Regions from separate parts of the Homo sapiens genome. Here region 1 is linked to region 2. Evidence: chromatin loops called from intact Hi-C (ENCODE). Cell type or tissue: K562. All regions are shown on one strand. Links, peaks and the distances in the headings refer to the core of each region. The heading gives the core; the rest is flanking DNA.

Region 1 (9,000 bases), core at 1,753-6,752, 310 kb after region 2:
ATCCCACATGACATCATCTCACATTGTGAAGGAGGTGGTACAATGCATATACAGCTATAAAGCTCTTTGCTCCTATCATATACCACATCACTTAAATTGGTTTGACAGAATATTGGAATGTCCTCTTAAAACATCAACTAAGGCAACCACCTGTAGATGATCTCCTGGAGGGTTGGAATACTATTCTTCAAGATGCAATATGTTCTTTGAACCAATGACCATTATAAGGTATTAGGTCCTCCATAAGAAGAATGCATTTAGACTAGGAACTGAAAAGTGGAAGGAGTGGCCCCTCTTACCATACTTCCTGATCACTGTCTTGGAGGCATTTATGTTTCTGGTATCTTGAACTTTTTGCTCTGCTGAACTGGAATTCCAGATCCTGGATACTCCTACCAGGAAACACAGTAAAGATTCCACTAAGCCTAAAGATATGGTTACTCCTTAATCATTTGAATTCCTTCTGTTAGTAGACCTGCAGAAAAAAAAAAAAAGTACTATGTTGGCAGGTTACTTGACCCTACTTAACAACTTATCATGAGAAGGTTCTGCTACATAATGAAGGCAGAGAAACGTCTGGAATTCTAGGGATTCACTGGAACACTTTTTGGTGTTTTCATGCCCATTGGCTGCTCTTGCAGCAACCATGATCTTCCAAGGCCTCAGCATCCTCAGAGATGAAGGTCTGCGTGATTCCTCCAGACAAGCATCCTGGAACAAGGTACGTGTTCTAATGAACAAAGTAAGGGGAATCAAGGATGGATGGTGGAGAAGTGAGATGGTGAATTTAAGTTGCAGCCTTGAGACCAACTGAAGCAGTATAAATTGCATTACACCCATCTAATTCTCTGGTGATTTTTTTTTAAAGAAAATTAGGTTGGCCACCATCTGCAAGAATCTGTAATAAGACATGAATGGATCTGAACAATGAAGGACGTGAATGTCACAGACTCTGAGAACTCCCCACTCATAACTATTTACCTTACTGCTTCAGTGCATTCTGTCCAGAGCTTCAACTATCAGAATTTTTATTTCCTTTCTTAAGGGTTTTCTCTGGCCACTGGAGCCCAGTTTGTTTACACAGATAGCAAGCTAGAAGTGCTGGAGAATTTGTTCTGTCTATCCACCACTACCATATCCATCAGTCCTCGGTTACAAACAGACAGGAGTTCATACATGAATCCCCCAGCTCACTCACCTGCAGGGTGGAAAAATCTGAGGTGTGTTGGAGTCTAGTGTTTTCTCAGTGGGATCAGCTTCAGTTACCAGGTGATAATTTTGTTGACCTCCTTTACTCCTCACTTTTCCCTGTCTTATTTTCCCACTCTCCTATTGCTGTTTCCTTTGATTCTCAAATAAACGACTTGCCCTTAATTCTTGGTTTAGAGTTGACTTCTGGAGCAATACAAACTAAACTTCTGTAACTTAATAATAATTTTTTATTATTGGCTATTTGTCAGGAAACAATGTTCTTTCATTCTCTGTAACTCAGTAAACATTTTTAAGTGGATCTCTATGTGCCCAACACTAAAGTCTAAAAATTCAGGAGTGAATGAAAAAAAAAATCTTACTTTCTTTTCTCTCGGCACGTATTAAGAAGGGCTAAGGCCTCATATAGCAGTAAGATATAAACTGTTTTATAGTAGGAATAAGCATGTGCTTGTTGGCTGAAGGTTATTTTGAGGAGAGGAACTGTTCCCTGAGGCTTCGGAAACTTGTCCATTGAAGGTTTTGTGCCTTGATTCTCAGGGTCCTATGTGAGGATGCTTAATGCCTGTGGTGGGTGGTGATTGGGAGAAGAGCAATCAGCACAAAGACCAAGAAGACACAGCAGTAGTGTCTACAGGGGCAGCTGCCTTCTTCTTCTTGAATTTTGTCAACCCTTGGACAAACTTTCTTCCTGGACCATAGTCTTTCCTATGAAATTCAACAACGGTTCACAAAACTGTCCAATGTCTTTATTACTTATAAAAGAAAAACATGATTATATAAATGTGATGGCAGACAAATATTTTTAAAATACACAAATGCCTCTAATCCCAACAGCAAAATATAGCTTTTATTAACATTTTGGAGCATGTGCAGGTTTTTAAAAAATAATAATCTGCCTTTCGCAAATAACTGTAAACCTGCCTATATATCATTTTTATTGTGTTCTTTCAAAAATTATGTTTTTCATAAACCTCATTTTAATGACTATGTAATATTACTTCCAATGAATATGTATAATAGTTCCCTTAACCTTTCCCTTATTCACGGAAACTAGTTTGTAACTAATTCTTATCTCTTAAAATTATGCTGTAATTAGACATCTTTCTGCATAAAGTTTTTTTCAGTATTGAGCAAAACTGTAGAAACTTTCAAAAGTCAAAGCCTATACCATCAACGATCAAACTTCAGTGACTCCTATTTTGTTACAGATGGTGGCACCTAGATCACAGTTGACTTCTCCCCTACAAATTAGCTATCAACTTGAGTGCCTTCAACATTTGCTTAAGTGAACCATTCACCGTCATAACAGCTTTAGTCTTTGACCTCATCTTCAATGACCTTGACCTCCCTTGCAGTTTAGTCATCTTTTCTCATGGCCATATCATGAAATCGGAAATTCCTTTACCTAAAAAATGTTAAATCTAGTGCCATAGCCACTTGGAAATAGCAAGATAGTACATAGAGATCAACTCTGTGCACTTTAATTCAAGAAGGAAAATGAGAATCCACCAGAATCATGAAGCACACCCCAGATCCCAGAGAGGGGAATGCTGGCAAATGGACCCTGTGACTGCATCCAGCTGCTAAAAGTGAGTAAAGCTCCAGTACGTGAGAGAGGCAGAGAGCCTCCCTCTGTGACTCCCCTATCCACTGGAGATCTGAGCAACCCAGGCTGAGAGAGACAATTTTGCTTCTCTCAAGCCCTGGAGTTAACTTGGGGAGAAGCTTGGAGACACTGTGAGGAAAACACACCAAAAAAACTGCAGACATTTTCCCAGACCCAGGACTGACAGCAGGATGCCATTTTTAATCCAAGTGCATACAAAGTCAGCTATTCTTTGACAGTGTGGCTGTGCAAGCATTTTAGTCTAAGGCCAGAAATTGGAGCACCTGCTCTAGAACACAGTAACGACCTCTACAGCCAGAACTATGGAAAGTGTTTCAGCAGTAGGTGCTATAATTGTGCTCCTGTTGCAAGCCTGCAGTGGGAGGAGAGCTGCTACAGCTGTGGCTTCTCCTGGGCAGCAACACTTGCAGCCAAGGCCAGCTTGGTGCCCTGAAACTGATCTATGTGTGCCATTGATGGGTGCCCCACCCTGCTCCCCTGAGATCGTGGTGCAGCAGGGCCCTCTCTGCTCCACTTCCAGGCAGAAAACAAAGCATTTGGGGTCCCTGTTTGTCCAGACTAGCAGCATGAGCTGCCCAACCCTTCCTGGACATAGATCTTGGTGCAGCGAGGCTCTTCCCTTCTCCACAGCCAGGCAGATCTTCAGGCATTCAGAGCACCTGTTCACCTGGATCAGCAGCCTGACCCACCCTATTCTTCCTGTGCAGAGATCCTGGTGCAGGGAGACCCCACTGCTACATGCCCAGGCAGATCTCCAGGCAGTCAGAACACCTTCTTGCTTCATCCAGCAACCTGAGTTGCCTCCACCCCTCCTGTGCAGAGATCTTGGTGCACAGGGGCTCTCTCTGATCCATGCCCAGGCAGATCTCCAGGCATTCAAAGCACCTGTTTGCCTGGTTCAGCGGCCTGAGATGCCACATCCCTCCTGTGCAGAGATATTGGTTTAGGGGGTTCCCCTCTGCTTCATGCCAGGCAAATCTCCAGGGATCTGAGCCCTTACTCTCCTGGATTAAAAGCTTAGGCAGCCCCCTGTCCCCATGCAGAGAACCTGGAACTAAGGAGGTTTCCCTGCTCCACACCTAGACACACCTCTGGGATCCTGGTGGCCACCCACTGGATTCTCCATTGGCATTGGTTCTTACGCCTGCCATCAAGGGACCCGCAGGTAAACCTGCCCAGTCCAGCCCTGTCCTTCATGGCTCAACCCACAGGCCTGGGCAGGGAGCTCAGACTACTGTGCATTCCTCAAATCAGATCATTGCCTGAGGCAAGAGGGAGCTTCTGCCAGTAAACAAGGATTAAGTACAGACCCAACCTTGTTGGCTGCAGCCAGCTGTTACCTATAGTGCCATCTATAGGCTTGTGGGATGAACTGCACAGCCCAATATAAAATCTGCCAAAAGAAGCACATGGAGCTACAGAAGCAATGCCAAAATACCCTACCCCCCAGTATTCTCTACAGTTACACCTCATGGGGAGAGGAGAAAAGGGAAATAATAAATAATAACATTAACGGGAAAGAAAGAAAAGGAAAAAATCCTATCTGCACAAAAATAATCACAAAAATTAGAAGTGCCAGCATCTCCAGATGAAAAGGAACCAGTGCAAGAATTCTGGCACCATGAAAAATCTGAATGTAGTGACACCACCAAAGGATTGCACTAGATCTCCAGCAGAGGTCCCTAGCCAAAATGGAATCTCAGAAATGACAGATAAAATATTCAAAGATGGATTTCAAAAAAGTTTAATGAGATTCAAGGCAAGGTTGAAAATCAACACAAAAAATCTTCTAAAGCTATCCAGGAAATGAAAGAAGAGATAAACCCCTTAGAAAGAAATCAGTCGGAGTTTCTGGAGTTGAAAAACTCACTTAAAGAATTTCAAAACATAAGTGAAAGCTTCATCAATAGACTGGACCAAGCAGAATAAAGATTTTAGAGCTTGAAGATCAGGTTTTTGAATCAACCTAGTCTAATAAAAATGAAGAAAAAATAATTTTTAAAAATTTGTTTTAATGAGCAAAGTCCTTGGGATTACATAAAGTGACCAAACCTATGGATTATTGGCATCCTTGAGGAAGAAGGAAAAAAACAAACAAACAACCTGGAAAATATATTTGAGGGAATAATTCAAGAAAACTTTTCTAATATTGCTAGAGAGGTATACATCAACCACAGAATATACATTCTTCTCATTTGCACATAGAACCTACTCCAAGATTGACCACACGCTTGGCTGTAAAGCACATCTCAATAATAAAAAAAAAAAAACCCAAATCATGCCAATCATATGCTCAAACCATCATGGAATAAAAATAGAAATTAATACCAAGAAGATTTCTCAAAGCCACACAATTACATGAGAGTTAAATTACTTGCTCCTGAATAACTTTTTGGTAAACAATGAAGTCAAGGCAGAAATAAAAAAATTCTTTGAAATAAATGAAAATAGAGACACAACATACCAAAATCTCTGGAAAGCCACAAACACTGCAGCAAAAGCAGTATTAACAGGAAAGTTTATAGCGCTAAATGCCTACCTCAAAAAGTTAGAAAGACCTCAAATTAATGACCTAACATCACACTTAGAGGAACTAGAAAAACAAGAACAAACTAACCCTAAAGATGGCAGAAGAAAACAAATAAGCAAAATCAGAGCAAAACTGAATGAAACTGAGACCCAAAAATGCATACAAATAATAAATGAAACCAAAAGTTGGTTCTTTGAAAGAATAAAAAATACCAATAGACCACTAGCTAGATTAACAAAAAAAAGAGAAGATCCAAATAAGCACAATAAAAAATGACAAAGGTGACATTACAACTAATCCCACATAAATACAAAAGATCCTCAGGGACTATTACGAATACCTCTACACACACAAACTAGAAAATCTAGAGGAAATAGATAAATTCCTGAAACTATGCAATCTCCCAAGATTGAATCAGGAAGAAATTGAAACACTGAATAGGCCAATATCGGGAGGAAGATGGTAGATAGGAGGCAGGACTAACTTGCAGCTCCCACTCTGATGGACAGAGAAGCACGTGGGGACTCACATCCTGAAATTTTGTTCCAAGAACTATCTACAAGAACATACCAGGAAAGTCAAGAGAATCCACAGACCCTTTGAAGGAACTGGATCACTGCTGCAGGCTCCCTGAGATGCCAAAAAACTGTGAGTCTGCTTGCTTTCTCAACAGGAAGGCTTGTGGTCTGGGAAAGTTCTTAGCCCTGGTCACCTGCTGCTTGGAAATAGACTCAGTGCTGTCGGGATGTACAGGGGGGAAGGAGACATGGTGTGAGTAAGACTGGCCTTTAGGATGCATGCTGCGTGGGAGCAGGGTGAGTCTTTCTCACCTGCCGGCTTTCCCCCACTTCTCTGGTGACCTGTGTGAAAGGAAAATAAATCCTGTGGCCCCAAAATCACTAAGCTAAAGGGAATAGTCAAGCTGGAAACTACTTAAGGCAAACCTGCCTATCATTTTATTCAAAGTCACCCCTCTGCTCACTGAGATAAATGCATGCCTGATTGCCTCCTTTGGAGAGGCTAATAAGAAACTCAAAAAATGCAACCATTTGTCTCTTATCTACTATGACCTGGAAGCCCCCTCCCTGCTTTGAGTTGTCCCACCTTTCCAGACCAAACCAATGTTCATCTTACATATGTTACTTGATGTCTCATGTCTCCCTAAAATGTATAAAACCAAACTGTGCTCTGACCACCTTGGGCACGTGTCATCAGAACTACCTGAGGCTGTGTCTCAGGCACATGTCCTCAACCTTAGCAAAATAAATGTTCTAAATTAACTGAGACCGTCTCAGATATTTGGGATTCATACCTGTATGACATAGCAGAAGCAGCCATAATCCCCCTGGGAATATAACTCCATTGGCCTAGGAACCACCTGCGACTCCCACAGAAGCCGCGGCAAGCCTCACCCAAGGACAGTCTAAGCTCAGACACTTCCATCCTGCCCCCACCTGGTGGTCTTTCTCAACCCACCCTGTAGCTGAAGACAAAGGTCATAATCTCTTGGTAGCTCTATGGCCCTGCCCACCTGAGAAACCTGAATGCTTAACTAGGTGTCCCTAGGGCAAGTTTGCATCCTCCCCATAGGACTGCAGCTGATGTGCTCTTGAAAGCACCACCTACTTGCTGGAGTTCAACCAACACAAAACCAACACACTAAATAAAAACACAACCAAGGACCCTCACACAGTCAACTTCATTCCCTGCTACTACCTCCACCAGAGCAGGTGCTGGTACCCACGTTGCAAGACTTGAAGACAGATCAAATCACAGTACTCTTTGTAGATACTCCCCAGTACCATCCCAGGGCCTGGTAGCTCCACTGCATGGCTAAACCTAGAAGAGGAAAAACAATCACTACAGTTTGGCTTCAGGAAGCCCCATTCCTAGGGGAAGGGGGAGAGCACCACATCAAGGGAGCACCCGGTAGGACAAAGGAATCTGAACAGCAGCCCTTGAATCCCAGATCTTCCTTCTGACATAGTCTACCCAAACAAGAAGGAACCAGAAAAAAATGCTGGTAATACAACAAAACAAGGTTCTTTAACACCCCCAAAAGATCATACCAGCTCACCAGCAATGGATCCAAACCAAGATGAAATCTCTGAATTGCCAGAAAAAGAATTCAGGAGTTCGATTATTAAGCTAATCAAGGAGGCATCAGAGAAAGGTGAAGTGCAACTTAAAGAAATCAAAAACATGATACAGGATACGAAAGGAAAATTCTTCAGTGAAATAGATGGCATACATTTTAAAAAAAAACTTCTGGAAATCAAGGACACACATAGAGAAATGCAAAATACACTGGAAAGTCTCAACAATAGAATCAAACAAGCAGAAGAAAGAACTTCAGGGCTCAAAGACAAGGCTTTTGAATTAACTCAATCTGTCTAAGACAAGGAAAAAATAATTTTTAAAAAATGAACAAAGCCTCTAAGAAGTCTGGGACTATGTTAAATGTCCAAACCTAAGAATAATTGGTGTTCCCAAGGAAGAAGAGAAATCTAAAATTTTGGGAAACATATTTGAAGGAATAATCAAGGAAAACTTCCCCAGCCTTGGTAGAGATCTAGACATCCAAATATAAGAAGTTCAAAGAATACCTGGGAAACTGATTGTAAAAAGATCATCACCTAGGCACATAGTCTTCAGGTTATATAAAGCCAACATGAAGAAAAAAATCTTAAGAGCTGTGAGGCAACAGCATCAGGTAACCTATAAATGAAAACCTATCAGATTAACAGCAGATTTCTCAACAGAAACCCTACAAACTAGAAGGGATTAGGGTCCTATTTTTAGCCTCCTTAAACAAAACAATTATCAGCCAAGAATTTTGTATCCAGCAAAACTAGGCTTCATAAATGAAAGAAAGATACAATCTTTTCCAGGCAAACAAATGCTGAGCAAATTCACCACTACCAAGTCAGTACTACAAGATCTGTTAAAGGGAGCTCTAAATCTTGGAACAAATCCTTAAAATACACCAAAATAGAATCTCCTTAAAGGATAAATCTCACAGGACCTACGTAACAATAACACCATGAAAATAAAACCAAGTATTCAGCAACAAATAGCATGATGAACAGAATACTGCCTCATATCTCAATATTAACATTGAATGTAAATGGCCTAAATGCTCTACTTAAAAGATAGAGAACGGCAGAGTGGATAAGAACTCACCAACCAAGTTTCTGCTCTCTTCAGGAGACTCGCCTTGCACATAAGGACTCACATACACTTAAGGTAAAGGGGTAGAAAAGATATTCCATGCAAATGGACACCAAAAACAAGCAAGAATAGCTTTTCTTATATCAGAAAAAACAAACTTTAAAGAAACAGCAGTTAAAAAAGACAAAGAGGGACATTATATAATGATAAAGGGACTAGTCCAACAAGAAAATATCACAATTTTAAATGTATATGTACCTAACGCTGGAGCTCCCAAGTTTATAAAACAATTACTACTATACTTAAGGAATGACATAGATGGCAACACAACAATAGTGGGGCACTTTAACACTCCACTGACAGCACTAGACAGGTTATCAAGACAGAAAGTCAACAAAGAAACAATAGACTTAAACTATACCGCAAAACAAATGGACTTAACAGATATTTATAGAACATT
Region 2 (9,000 bases), core at 2,217-7,216:
CCTGTCTCAGCTGTGGCAGTGACCCACAATGTGCCCCTGTTGAGGGGCATCTCCTTCCTACCATGACTCAAGAGAGTCCTCCCTCCCAAAATCCATCTCTTAGGCTCCTTCCTCCACACACTGCCACCCGTGTCCCACTACAAGTGACAGCAATAGGGAGAATAGTTAATGTGGACTCTGGCTCTTTCAGTAACTAGTTAAGTGCCCTCAGATACATCTCTTCCTCTCCTGGGCCTCATTTCCCCATTTGTAAAGTGAGGAGTTGAACTAGATGATCTTTTTTTTTTTTTCCTCCCCCTCGGGACAGGGTCTTGCTCTGTTACCCAGGCTGGAGTGTAGTGGCGCAATCACAGCTCATTGTAATCTTGAACCGTTGGGCTCAAGGGATCCTCTTGCCTCCGTCTGCCGAGTAGCTGGGACTACAGGTGCATGCCACTGTGCCTGGCTAATTTTTTATTTTTTGTAGAGTGGAGTGTCTCACTTTGTTGCCCAAGCTGGTCTCAAACTCCTGGGCTCAAGCGATCCTCCTGCCTCAGCCTCCCAAAGTTCTGGGATTACAGGTGTGAGCCACGCATCTGGCTAGATGATTTCGTCAGATGCTTCAGACTCTCACATTGTATTAGTTAATTATTAATCTTTTATTTGGAAAACGTTGAAACCTATAGGAAACTGAAAAGAATATTACCATTAACATCTGTATATCTTTCACGTGGCTTCATCAAAAGTTGATATTTTGCTGCATTTGTTTATCTCTGTTTTCTGTGGAACTTTTTTTTTTTTTTTGAGACGGAGTCTCACCGTCACCCAGGCTGGAGTGCAGTGGCGCGATCTCGACTCACTGCAAGCTCCACCTTCTGGGTTCACGCCATTCTCCTGCCTCAGCCTCCCAAGTAGCTGGGACTACAGGCACCCACCACCACACCCGGCTAATTTTTTGTATTTTTAGTAGAGACAGGGTTTCACCGTGTTAGCCAGGATGGTCTTGATCTCCTGACCTCGTTATCCGCCCGCCTCAGCCTCCCAAAGTGCTGGGATTACAGGCGTGAGCCACTGCGCCTGGCGGAACTATTGAGATGTAAGTTTGCAGACATCTTGACTTTGCTCCTAAATACTTCACTGACTCTCCTAAGAAAAGGGTCTTGATCCTGTATAACCAAAATACCATTGTTACACTCAAGAGAATAAACAGTAATTCAACAATATCTAAAACACAGTTCATATCAATTTTCTCTATTTGTTCCCAAAATTTCTTTAATATTCTTTGAAAAAAATTCAGGACGCAATCAAGTTCACACATTTCATTTTTGTGACTTTAGTCTCTTAAGCTAGTATAGTCCCCTTGCCTTTGTTCTTGTTTCTCATATCAGTGATTTGTTTTTGAGGCAGGGTCTGGCTCTGTTGCCCAGGCTGAAGTGCAGTGGTGTGAGCTTGGCTCACTGTAATTTCCACCTCCTTGGCTCAAGCCATCCTCCCACCTCAGTCAACTGAGTAGCTGGGACTACAGGTGTGGAACACTGTGCCCAGCTAATTTTTGTATTTTTTGTAGAGACGGGGCCTCACTATGTTGCCCAGGCTGGTCTCAAACTCCTGAGCTCAAGCCATCCACCTGCCTCAGCCTCCTAAAGTACAGGGATTACAGGGTGAGCCACCATGCCTGGCTCATATCAGTCTTTTTTTTTTTTTTTTTCCTGTGGAGATGGAGTCTTGCTCTGTTGCCCATGCCCAGGCTGGCAGTGCAGTGGCATGATCTCGGCTCATTGTAACCTCTGCCTCCCAGGTTCAAGCGATTCCCCTGCCTCAGCCTTCTGAGTAGTTGGGATTACAGGTGTGCACCACCACATGTGGCTAATTTTTGTATTTTTTTTTTTTAGTAGAGGTGGGGTTTCATTATGTTGGCCAGGCTGGCTTCGAACTCCTGACCTCAAGTGATCTGCCGGCCTAGGCCTCCCACAGTGCTGGGGTTACAGGCGTGAGCCATCACACCCAGCCTTATCAGTGACTTTTAACCATTTATTCATTTAGGTGACTGGGGATGGGTCTAAGCCTGGGCATAAGGAAGGGCTAGACCGGCAGCTGGGTCCATCATGCCCAGCCACCTGGCAGCCTGGCCACCCTTCTGCTGAGGCTTTTTAAAGAATCCAGGCCAACTGTCATAAAAAATGCTCCAATTTCTGGCTTCTCAGATTGTTTCCTTATTTCTGGCAATAATACAATCACCAGAGGTGATGTTGTGTAGTTCTTACTACATAAGTCAGGGAGTATCTGATGTCAGCTTGATGATGCTAAGTTTAATCACTTGGTTAAGGTGGTGAATGACAAATCTTCATATAGTAAAATTATTTCCCCTTTGTTAGCAGAAAGAAATCTGTGTTGTGATACTTTGAGACTGTGTGAATATCCTCTTCTTACAATAACGTTTCACCTAATAGTCTTGGCATCCTTGCCTGAACCAAATTATTACATTGGGGGTATGCGTAAAGGTGATTTTCTTTATTTTAATTTCATTTCATTTTTAAGAGACAGCGTTTCACTTTGTTGCCCAGGCTGGAGTGCAGTGGCGCAATCACAGCTCACTGCAACCTCAAGCTCCTGGGCTCAAGCGATCCTCCTGCCTCAGCCTCCCAAAGTGCTGGGATTACAGGCGTAAGCCACTGTGTTTGACCTAGCGTTTGCTTTTTTTTTTTTTTCCAATACATCCTTTTTGGTTCCACCTTTTTGAGCATATAAAACATTTACCCAGTTTAAAAGCCAACAGAATATGAAGTTGTGTTCTCAGAGAAGCCTCACTCCCATTGATTCCCTCCACTCCAAGAATTTATTTTGGATTGTGAATGCTTGTGGTTAAATTTCTTGGTGTCTCTGAGCTGTGATCTCCCAAGTGAGGATAATCATAGCAACTATCTCACAGGGTGGCTGGAAGTGTTCAATGAGCTAAAGTTCTTAGCATGGTGAGGCACCTAGCAAACATTCCTTAGATCCATAGAGGTCATCAGTTTTTTGTTTTTTTTTTTTTAAACTATCCATCCTCTACAAAACCCTGATCCCACTTATTAAAAAAGGGCTTTAAGATCCCAATTCCGGCCGGGCGCGGTGGCTCATGCCTGTAATCTCAGCACCTTGGGAGGCCAAGGCGGGCGGATCACGAGGTCAGGAGATCGAGACCATCGTGGCTAACACGGTGAAACCCCGTCTCTACGAAAAATACGAAAACAAAAAATTAGCCGGGCGTAGTAGCGGGCGCCTGTAGTCTCAGCTACTTGGGAGGCTGAGGCAGGAGAGTGGCGTGAACCCGGGAGGCGGAGCTTGCAGTGAGCCGAGATCGCACCACTGCACTCCAGCCTGGGCGACAGAGCGAGACTCCGTCTCAAAAAACAAACAAACAACCCCCCCCCCAAAAAAAAACCAATTTCCCCTTGTCAACTCAAATAAATCCTATTTATCCTTGAAAATTCAGCTCAAACCTCACATCCTCTCTGGATCCTAAGTCTTTGCTGTCTCTTCAGAGAGAGGCAGTCATACTGTGACATGTCTTCCTACAGGTGATGGCAACACTGGTTAAGAAAATGGGGGCTCAAAACCTGGGTCCATCCAACACTAGCCTTGCCTCCATTTTCCCACCTGTACAAGGGGGATAACAGTAGTTGGGATAAGAGGTCAATGGGGCCGGGCACGGTGGCTCATGTCTGTAATCCCAGCACTTTGGGAGGCTGAGGCGGGCGGATCACCTGAGGTCAGGAGTTCCAGATCAGCTTGACCAAAATGGTGAAACCCCCTCTTTACTGAATACAAAAAATTAGCTGATCATGGTGGCGCACGCCTGTAATCCCAGCTACTTGGGGGGCTGAGGCAAGAGAATCGCTTGAACCTGGGAGGCAGAGGTTGCAGTGAGCTGAGATTGCACCACTGCACTCCAGCCTGGGCAACAGAGTGAGATTCCATCTCAGAAAAAAGGAGGTCAATGGGTTAATACTCAGAACGCACTTTGCACCTTGCTTAACACATAGAAATGTCTCAATAAATTATCTATTGTTGTCATCATGCTATTATTTTAATTCAACTTAAAGAAATATTTAAAGTTTTTCCGAAGTGTGAGATGGGAAATCCTGGTGACTTGAATAGCTCTGTCTCTCTTTTCTGTAGGGTAACTCTGTCTTCAGCGTGTGTGGTAGCCAAAGTTGAACTGGATTTGTTTACAGACCAGACTAGTATTTCCTTGGGGACAGGGACTGTGTCCTGTCATCTCTGATCTCTGATCTGAGCTGGCATCAGTTAATATATGCTCCTTCAGTGGGGAAAATCCCCAAGGCAACATGAGTAGGCTGGAATTCACCACAATAGGGCAGAAGATCATCTCTTATATCATGTTTCCATAAATGTTACATATTTTTAATTAGACGTCTACTACCTATGCTCACTGAGAACCAGGTAACAAACAAGATCAAGTTAAATCCTCAGCCTTGCCAAAGAGGTTGTTACCTCCTGGTTACTTTGCAGAAATGCGGGTTATAATGCAAAATGGCCACGCGGTGGCAGCAGAGGAGAAGGAATGAATTGTTTTGCTCCCATTATGGACGCTGTGCTACAGACTGCAGAGTAGGGGCCTGAGGGAGATACGTAGCACCATGTAAGAATAATGTTAGAGAATTTGTTTTTAGGAATGAGAACGGGAAAATGTTAAATACACACACTTTAAATAATGAGTAACAAAGCAAACAAAATGGTATTTGATGAAGACAACATATATACACTTGACTTTCAGATCATGGTCAACTAAGGGGGAGAAAAAAACAGACAGAAGAGAACAGGAAGGCAGGCGGCACCCACCAGCCCCAAGATGCTGCAAGGTGGGTGACTCGAGGAGACATAGCTTCTTAGTTAAGAGTACAATCTTTGTTTCAAATCCCAATCCCACCATTTGTTTCCAGTGACTTACTACCTGTGTCCCCTAGACCTGTCATAGTGAGAGTAAGGAAGCACTTTGTTTTTCAGTCTGTTGTTTTGTTTTGTTTTGTTTTTTGAAACAGGGTCTTGCTCTGTTGCCAAGACTGGAATGCAGTGGTGCAGCCATAGATCACTGCAGCCTCAAATTCCTGGTATTGTGGGATCTGGCCAGCAGCCTGCAGTGCAACGGGGCTCTCTCTTTGTTCCCAGGTGGATCGGCAGGTTGAGAAATGATAGACACACACAAGATAGTGAAAGCTGAGTCCAGGGGGGGTCACCGCCTTCTGGTCCCGTGGTGCCAACAATGCACTGGATATACCAGCATTTATTATTAAGTTTAGTGACAGCGGGGGTGGGTTAGTGAGGGATTTAGGGTCATTTGATTATGAGGTGAGATGGTCACATGGGGATGAAGTAATAACATTTGTATGTAGAAGTACAGTACATTTGTACGTAGAAGTACGGTATACAGAGATAAGAATTTACAATATAGTGCATGCATCAGTAATTTCTAACAGAGCCTTAAAACAGAAACACAATCTTTCCGTAACCTATGATTAGCAAGCTATTAATCAGTAGTAACAATTGCAACAAAAGCTGGTTACAAACAATCCATAGAAACAGGACGTGAAGCTAGAGAACCGGTTAGACCAGAAATTCTCAGAAGGGAGTATGCCCTAACCCTAAAGAGGCCTGGAAGAGCTGTGGCAAGATGAGGGCATTTATAGCCCTATCTTATCCATATGGACAGGCGCCCCCCCATGCATCCGTTTATAGGCTTTCCACAAGGGTTCCATTCCATTCCCAGAGCTATGAACATCTACTTTTCTGGGATAGGAATCTTGGTGATGTGAAACCTCCCTGACTGCACGTCCATTCATAGGTTCTCTGCAGGGGGAAGCACATCACGCGCTGTTGGCTCGTTCTGGCAGTCCAACCTGGCATTGTCTTTACACAATCCAGCATGCAATTTTGTATTTACAATAATCAGGAGCATTTCATCTTTTATTCTGTAGCAATAGTTTCAGGGGGTCTCCCTACATCCTGGGCTAAAGCAATCCTTCCACCTGGGACTCCCAAAGTACTGAGATTACAGGTGAGAGCCACCATGCCTGGCTTCTAAGCAGTTTATATTTATTTCTTAGATAATTCTCACCACTTCAGAGCTATATTATTTTCCTCATTTTTTAGTTAAATGATTTGCCCAAGGTCAACCAGTTAGTACATAGTAAAGTTAGAACTTAAACCTAGGAACTCAGAGCTCAGAACTCAGAATTTTACCACTGTCTGGGAAGCCTTACCCATGAACAGGCAATAATAATGTTTATCAAAAGAGGCTCTTGGAAACAGTTGAAGGGTGCCTGCCCCATAGTTGGTGTTATGGACTGAACCGTCCCCAACCTAGCCCAAATTCCCAAACCCCCAAAGTGACTGTATTTGGAGATAGGGCCACTGAAGGAGGTAACTAAGGTTAAATGAGTCATAAGGGTGGGGACCAAATCCAGTAAGACCACTGTCTTTAAAAGAAGAGACACCAGAGCTCCCTTGCTCTCTGCATGTGCACAGAGCAGATACATGCTAGGATGCAGCTAGAAGGCAGCTGTCTACAAGTTAGGAAGAGATCCCTCACCAGAAACCAACCCTTATGGCACCATGGTGTTGGTGGACCTCCAGCCTCAAGAACTGTGACAAGATATATTTCTATCATTACTCAGTTTGTGGTATTTTTTTAGGGCAGCTGAGCAGACTACTGTAGTTGGTGGTCAGGAAATGCAGCTCTTACTCTGTGGCTTTGTCTTTGATGTAGCTCTCCCTCTACTCCCAAGGCCTCAGTTCCTTGTCATCATCTTGGTACGCCAAAGAGTTCTCTACCTGCCTGGAAGCACCTCCAGCCCATCCAGCCTTTCCTTATCCCATTTCCTTTTTAAAAAACAATTTTGGCTGGGTGCGGCGGCTCATGCCTGTAATCCCAGCATTTTGGGAGGCCAAGGCCGGTGGATCACCTGAGGTCAGGAGTTTGAGATCAGACTGACCAACATGGTGAAACTCTGTCTCTACTAAAAATACAAACAATTTAGCTGGGCGTGGTGGTGGGCACCTGTAATCCCAGCTACTTGAGAGGCTGAGGCAGGAGAATCACTTGAACCCGGGAGGCGGAAGTTGCAGTGAGCCGAGGTTGCGCCATTGCACTCCAGCCTGGGCAACAAGAGTGAAACTCCATCTCAAAAAAAAAAAAAAAAATGCATTTCCCATGAGCATGTCACATGATTCTCATGCATGATGAGTGGTCTGGAATCAGAACAGGGGAGGGGAGGGCTTTTGCTATCTCTCATTTCTGCCCAGAGCCAGATCTGTGCTCAAATATTAGTTCCACTGATTTTTATCTTGGAGCCTTGGGCAAGTTGCCTCATTGAGTCACAATTTTCTCATCTGTAAAATGGAGACAATAATGTGTGCCACAATGGATTGTTATGAGTATTAAATTGTTATGAGTACAAGGAATGTAAAGCCACTGGCACCACATCTGGCCTGTGCTGAGTTAACTTCCTACCATGTCATTATGGTTTCCAAGGTCTGTGGTGATGTGATTTCGTGATGTGTGTGGGATGGTCTTGGTCATGGTTTCTCCACAACCTGCCAGTTGTTCTGTGGTCCTTGGAGAGAAAATGAAGTAGGTGGTGGTGTCTGTGTGGGTGAAGTTGAGCTCTTTGCCAAACAAATGGTGATTTGATTTGTTTTACTCATGTCATCCTTCCAGTAACCAATGCCTTTCCAGTTTCATTTTTCCTTCTCACCAGAGACTAGCTGAAAATGTTCCAGTCTAAATTGAATCTGTGTGTGGGTTCAATGACAGCCTCCAAAGAAGGCAACCAGGAGAGGAAACAGTGTCTATAGTGAGGACATGGATGTGATCCTGAGATTGAAAAAGGGGAGCTGGGGCCCTTATTCCAGGAGTTCCTAGGCCAGTGGAAAAACCTGACTTTTACCCTCAAAGAATCCCTGGTAGATTGGTCTAGTCTTGCGGGCGGAGACATACTTACATATAAATCCCCAAAAGCAAACAGAGAAAGCAAGTATATGTTGATGGATCAATCAGCCCTCAGGACACTGAAGGGGCTAGCCAGACTGCATCGGTGAAAAAGGCAAATATCAGAAATAGTTATGGGAGCTGCGTCAGTTTGCTATGACGGTGTAACAAACCATCTCAATACTCAGTGGTTTAAAACATGAGTCATTCATTATCACTCATGTGTCAATGGGACAGCTGGGGCTTGGCTGATCTTGGCTGGTCTTTGCTCGTACATCTGCAGGTCAGCTGAGGGTTCTGCTTAGATCACCTTGGCTACAGCAGCCCTGCCCCAGGTGTCTCTCTTCCCTGTCTTGGGACCAGGGGACTAGGTGGACATGTCCTTCTCATGGCAATGAGAGAAACACAAGCGAACAAGCCCAATATCACAGATAGTTTTTTTTTTTTTTGAGTTGGAGTCTCACTCTGTTGCCCAGGCTGGAGTGCAGTGGTGCAATCTCAGCTCACTGCACCTTCCGACTCCTGGGCTCAAGTGATTCTCCTGCCTCAGCCTCCCGAGTAGCTGGGGTTACAGGTGCCCACCACCATGCCTGGCTAATTTTTGTATTTTTAGTAGAGACAGGGTTTCACCATGTTGACCAGGATGGTCTCGAACTCCTGACCTCAGGTCATCTGCCTGCCTTGGCTTCCTAAAGTGCTGGGATTACAGGCAAGAGCCACCTCGCCCAGCCAGTATCACAAATACCTTTCAAGTTTTGCTAAAATCATGCTTCCTAATATCTTACTGGCCAAAGCAAGTTGCGTGGCTGAGACCCCAGTCGTGGTTGGAGGGCAAAGTTACATGGCTCAAAGGTATGGCATCAGGGATGGCTGAGGAACCAGCACAATTGATGTAACCTACCACACTCTGTGAGTTTTCCTTAACTCTCCTCTCCCTTCCAACCCAAGTCATGCTTCCTCTATAGCAGTGGTCCCCAACCTTTTTGGCACTAGGGAAGACAATTTTTCCATGGACAGAGGTGGGGAATGGT

The links. Hi-C counts contacts between places; a loop is a spot of excess contacts. Peaks named below come from ENCODE experiments on the same cell type or tissue, not always from the same donor. Only the 100,000 strongest peaks of a DNase experiment are listed, where the experiment ranks them.
Region 1: it touches region 2 in a loop (10-fold over the local background); 11 of 110 quality-filtered maps call a loop at or near these places.

What each region holds. Positions count from the first base shown.
Region 1 is chr9:122,494,170-122,503,169 of GRCh38, reverse strand. It overlaps a transcript of OR1J2 not described here. Among named protein-coding and RNA genes, the nearest start is that of OR1J2, 12 kb to the left of the region's middle. In K562, for the core only: a CTCF peak has its summit at 4,193 (motif pointing left); a DNase peak (open chromatin) is centred at 4,179; H3K27me3 peaks cover 413 bases.
Region 2 is chr9:122,806,040-122,815,039 of GRCh38, reverse strand. No RefSeq gene overlaps it. Among named protein-coding and RNA genes, the nearest start is that of OR1K1, 10 kb to the right of the region's middle. RefSeq lists a silencer at 4,460-4,629. In K562, for the core only: a CTCF peak has its summit at 4,523 (motif pointing right); a DNase peak (open chromatin) is centred at 4,559.